Linked DNA regions of Homo sapiens: region 1 is linked to region 2. Evidence: read pairs that join two places in POLR2A ChIA-PET (ENCODE). Cell type or tissue: MCF 10A. All regions are shown on one strand. Links, peaks and the distances in the headings refer to the core of each region. The heading gives the core; the rest is flanking DNA.

Region 1 (2,805 bases), core at 156-2,655, 65 kb after region 2:
TGAAGGATCACAATTCTGAAGCCTGGCAAGGAGGCAGAGCCTCAGGAAGTCTCACACACGATTGGCATATTCCATGCCACCGTGAAAGACGTTGGCATTACCTAGTAAGACTGAGGGTGTGCACCCCCTGAAACTCAGCAATTCAACTCTTACCTACCCCAGTCCAGAGAAATGCTTACACATGTGCAAGAACGTTCAAGCAGCAATGTTCATAGTAACACCACGCCAGAAATAACTCAAATATCCACCAATAGAATGAATAGATAAACTGTGTTCCACTCATAAAACGGAACAGTAGACAGCAATGAATATGTAGAAACCACAGCTAACCCCCATCAGGTGAATCTGACAAACATGCTGAGTGAACGACACGTCATCACGTGACACATACAGTCTCATTCCGCTTACAAAGTTCAAAAACGGGCAAATCTACTGCTTGGAAAATGCAAATGTAGGTGTAAAGCATAACGAAAACAAGTGGTTATCACCAAAGTCAGCAGGGTGGTTACTTCTGGGTGGAGAGAAGAGGATACGATTGGGGAAGGGTTCTCTGTGGCACACTTACACGGCTGTTCATTTTATTACCACAGTATTCCTTACGATATGCTTGTTTTATATATTCTTCTTTAAGAATGTTTTAAATTAAGAAAGATTCCAGATGCCTTTGATGGGCTCTCTGGGCAGCTCAGTCTTCAGCTCCCTCCCTCCTCCTGTGACAGCAGCAGGTAAATGGGAGGGGCCACCCGCACCACATCAGTCGCAGAACACGGACAGGCACATCTCAGAGCACACACATTTTAACAGCACAGACTCTATTCTTCCTCATTATCTCACATAAGGAAAACGCATCGTGCATTTAACACTTGCCATGATTTTTCAGGCCTTTTGATGTTCACTGGCTTTAGTGCTTTTAGTATTTGGAATAAATTGGATTTTTAAGGTCCAGCATTTCAAATTCTGTTATTTGGTTTGTATAATTTCTAAGAAACTCCCCTACTCAACTGTGGCTCACTATCAAGACTGGAATGAGTTTTAGAGTCACATGGAAGAGATGAAAGCAATGTAAATTTATTATTCTTAGTAAAAAGTATTTATCTCCAAATATATTTTTAATCTGTTAAAAACCACAACTTTATCCAAAAATGTAAAACAAGTGAGGAGATGGCTGGTGGTGTTTCTAACTTGACCGTGTACACTATGGAAGCACAGGCTCACCCTGGTTTCCAGCTATAGATTGCACAGGAAATTGCATGAATCACACACTTACTCAAGACACTAGAACGGCTCCCACAGCCTCCTTGGAGGATGGCCAATAGGTTTGATCTCTTTAACTGGTAGTGACTACCCGAGGCATTGCATTAAGGAGGAGCCTGGGGCCACAACAGGCTCAGAAGAAAACAGTGTTCTGACTGCCTGGCAATGGGGAAGCCGAGGCGGGCACCATCCTGGCCAGCACATCGAGCCCACCCACTCTGCATGCTTCTGAGACCCACACCATCCCGCCATCTTTCCCACTATTCCCCAGGGCAGGCGCAGGGTAGATATTCTTGACGGCCCCTCCCTGCCAACACGTGCCAAGCTCGCTCCCACCTCCAGGCCTTCGTTCCAGATCTTGCCCCTTCCTGGAATTTCCTCCTCCAACACATCCGTAACTGCCTGTGGCACATACCTCACCTGGGACGCATGTCGTCCCATGCCTTTCCTAGTCACAACAGATGATTCTGACCTCTCCCCTTCCTGAACCCCTCTGTCCTTTCTGGACTGCATCAGACCAACTGGAACTTCATTAAATACAGTCTTACATTGCTCATCAGATACTTCCCCACCCCCTTTCTTGGCTGCCCAAATAGAAGTAAACATTAATAGCTCAAAGGAAAAGACAGTCTCTTTTCTATTCTCACAGCACTTTGCTGCCACAAAAGGACCGTCAAAACGTATTTGCTAATCAAATGACTGAGAGCTGATAGGACTAATTTCCTTCCTCCTACCCTACCCTATTTTCACTTCTAACACTAGATGCCCTTTGTCTTGGTGTATGACCTCTACTCCAGGAAGGAATTCTGGACTCCCTGGCAGCAGTCCCACCCATCCCTCCCAATGTTTCTGTAAGAGGCACCAGAGTGCTTCCGTAAGATGTTAAGAGACCATGATTCCATCCCTCAGAAGAGGCGAGAGTGCATGAGAACAGCCCCTGAGCATCTCCTGGGTTGTATTCATGGGGAGGGTAGGAGGAATCTTAGGCAGAGGCAGCCAGTGACAGCAGAGCCATCTCAAGGTCATTACCCACCACCTCTGAGAAGAAAGTTCTCCCACTTCCCAACCCAGCCCCCATCGTCACTGTTGTTGGGTAACTTCCCACTGCTACCACTTGTAAGATAAAATAAACTAGGTCTGAGGGGTCTTCTCCCATCGGCACTTCCTGATCCCTCCCTCATCCTTCTGATTCATTCGTGGCCCTAAATACACCAGTGAGAGGTGGAATTTCAAGGAAATGCCAACAGGAGACCCCTGAGCTTGAAAAGCAGTTCCATTAGAAGCCATGAAATGAAGGCCAATGTCCAAAAATGACCAGGAAAGCCTGAAAGAGTTTCAAATTGGGAAGAGTCAAAGGGGATTTGTGTAGAGCCAAGAATTCAAAATCAGGAAAACAAGATCAAGCAGAAGAAATGTAGAACTAGAACCTGCTATGCGGAATGTATGGGGTTGGAGTAATTTCTCCCAAGGAATGACTTATTATGGCAGCTATAGGTCAAGGCTGCCCATGCTTGTCAGAGGAAGTGTGAGGGAGTGATTCTTGCTTAAGGG
Region 2 (2,805 bases), core at 218-2,717:
TCCTATTTATTCCCTATTAGTGAACATTTTTTATTTTTATATTTGAGACAGGAGCTCACTCTGTCACCCAGGCTGGAGTGCAGTGGCATGATCTCAGCTCACTGAAACCTCCGCCTCCTGGGTTCAAGTGATTCTCATGCCTCAGCCTCTGGAGCAGCTGGGATTACAGCCATGCTCCACTACCTCCACTACGCCCAGCTAAGTTTTGTATTTTTAGTAGAGAAGGGGTTTCGCCATGTTGGCCTCGAACTCCTAACCTCAAGTGATCCACCCGCCTCGGCCTCCCAAAGTGCTGGGATTACAGGCCTGAGCTGTTGCCATACCCGGCTTTATTTTTATTTTTATTACAAACTTGTTTTTATTCTAATGTGAACTATGTCTTTTGCCTATTTTTATGAGAATATTCTGTTTTTCTTACTGATTTGTAAGAGTACTTTTATAGTACATGTATTAAATCCAATGTTGTACATTTGGCAAATATTATTTCCTTTTTCTGTTTCCTGTCAATTTTGTTTATATTTTTTATTTAAAAAATTGAATTGTTGGGGTCGGGCATGGTGGCTCACGCCTGTAATCCCAGCACTTTGGGAGGCTGAGGTGGGCGGATCACCTGAGGTCAGGAGTTCAAGACCAGCCTGACTGACATGGTGAAACCCCATGTCTACTAAAAAATACAAAAATTAGCTGGGCATGGTGGTGGGTGCCTGTAATCCCAGCTACTCGGGAGTAGGCAGGAGAAGCACTTGAACCCAGGAGGCAGAGGTTGCAGAGAGCCAAGATCGCGCCATTGCACTCCAGCCTGGGCAACAGAGCAAGACTCCATCTCAAAAAAAAAAATGTTGAATTGTTTTATATGTTCAAATCTACTTCTTTAATTGCAATTGTGTCTAGAAAATCCTTTCTCCATCCATGAATCACATACATGTTTGGCCAGGTGCGGTGGTTCATGCCTGTAATCCCGGTGCTTTGGGAGGCCAAGGTGGGAGAACTGCATGAGGCCAGGAGTTCAAGACCAGCCTGGGCAACAGTGAGACTCCGTCTGTACAAAAAATTTTTTTAAATTAAACATTAACTAGGCATGGTGTTGCAAGCCTGTAGTCCCAGCTACCTGGGAGGCTGAGTTGGGAGGATCACCTGAGCTCAGGAACTCAAGGCTGCAGGGAGCTGTGATCACGCCTCTGCACTCCAGTCTGGGTAACAGAGCGAGACCCCGTCTCGAAAACATTTTTAAAAACTTCAACTGGCTGGGCGTGGTGGCTCACGCCTATAGTCCCAGCACTTTGGGAGGCTGAGGCAGGCGGATCACGAGGTCAGGAGATCAAGGCCATCCTGGCTAACACAGTGAAACCCCGTCTCTATTAAAAATACAAAAAACTAGCCGGGTGTGGTGGTGGGTGCCTGTAGTCCCAGCTACTCTGGAGGCTGAGGCAGGAGAATGGCCTGAACCCAGGAGGCGGAGCTTGCAGTGAGCGGAGATTGCACCACTGCACTCCAGCCTGGGCGACAGAGCAAGACTCTGTCTCAAAAAAACAAAAACAAAAATAAAACAAAACAAAAAAACTTCAGCTAAATTTTCTTCTATTTTTTAATCATTCCATATTTTGTTTTTTATCATTTAATTCAGCTTATATTTATTTTAGTGTCTGGTGTGGGATTGGGATATACATTGATTTTTCCCCTCAAATATTAAAATTTTGCCAATTTTTTGAAAAAAATCCACTCACTGTCCATCAAATTGAAATGTTTCCTTGTCATATATTACTACTTACATGCCAATGTGTGGTTTTGCTTACTATTATGTTTCATTGCTCTCTTTTTCCTTCATTAATATCATTGTTTTATAATTAATGTACCAACTACACATGTAACTCTCTGATAGGGCACATATCTCGTCATTACTTCTCATTTGAGACTTTTCCTGCCTATTCTTGTCTATTATTCTCAGTGAAGTTTTAAATATTTTGTTAAGTTCTATCAAATATCCCATTGAGATATTGGCTGGAATTACAGGGTCTACTAATTAAGTGGAAAGCATCAACATCTTTCAGTCTTTTCTCCAATGAGAAAAATGGACTGTCTCACTTTATTCAAACCTACTTATATACATCTCAGAATGTTTTATTTTACTCTTAATCATCCTTACTTCTCATTAGGACTATTGCTAGACATTTTATTTTGTCGCTATTGTGAATAAGACTTTTTTTTCACAGATTCCCAATTATTTGCCACAGAATCACATGGAAGCTGTTGATTTTTAGATATTACTTCAATTACTGCCACTTTGTTGAGTTTTCTCGTTAATTCTAACAGATTTTCCATTGATTCTTAAGGCTCTGGTTAGATTATCATTGTTCACAGCTCATATGATTATCTGGGATCTTCTCATTAGAACTGCTTCTTATTTGTCCTTCATGTTAAATATTAGAGATGAAAACAATTTCTTGGTTGATTTTTTGTTTTGTTTTTGTTTTTTGTTTTTTGTTTTTTTGAGATGGAGTTTTGCTCTCGTTGCCCAGGCTGGAGTGCAAGTGGCTCGATCTTGGCTCACTGCAACCTCCGCCTCCTGGGTTCAAGCGATTCTCCTGCCTTAGCCTCTTGAATAGCTGGGATTACAGGCACCTGCCACCATGCCCGGCTAATTATTTTGTATTTTTAGTAGAGATGGGGTTTCACCACGTTGGCCAGGCTGCTCTCAAACTCCTGACCTCAGGTGATCCACCCGCCTTGGCTTCCCAAAGTGCTGGGATTACAGGTGTGAGTCACCACTCCCCGCTTGGTTGATTTTTTATTAAGTGCATGCATCTT

Evidence for each region. Peaks named below come from ENCODE experiments on the same cell type or tissue, not always from the same donor. Only the 100,000 strongest peaks of a DNase experiment are listed, where the experiment ranks them.
Region 1: POLR2A ChIA-PET joins it to region 2 with 6 read pairs; 3 of 35 experiments call an interaction of 5 or more read pairs at or near these places.

Annotation. Positions count from the first base shown.
Region 1 is chr18:9,826,906-9,829,710 of GRCh38, reverse strand. The region is part of intron 5 of RAB31 (RAB31, member RAS oncogene family); the gene reads right to left. Among named protein-coding and RNA genes, the nearest start is that of TXNDC2, 58 kb to the left of the region's middle. In MCF 10A, for the core only: no CTCF peak of the experiment used is centred there; DNase peaks (open chromatin) are centred at 750, 1,310 and 1,680.
Region 2 is chr18:9,891,716-9,894,520 of GRCh38, reverse strand. No RefSeq gene overlaps it. Among named protein-coding and RNA genes, the nearest start is that of TXNDC2, 7.1 kb to the right of the region's middle. In MCF 10A, for the core only: no CTCF peak of the experiment used is centred there; no DNase peak of the experiment used is centred there.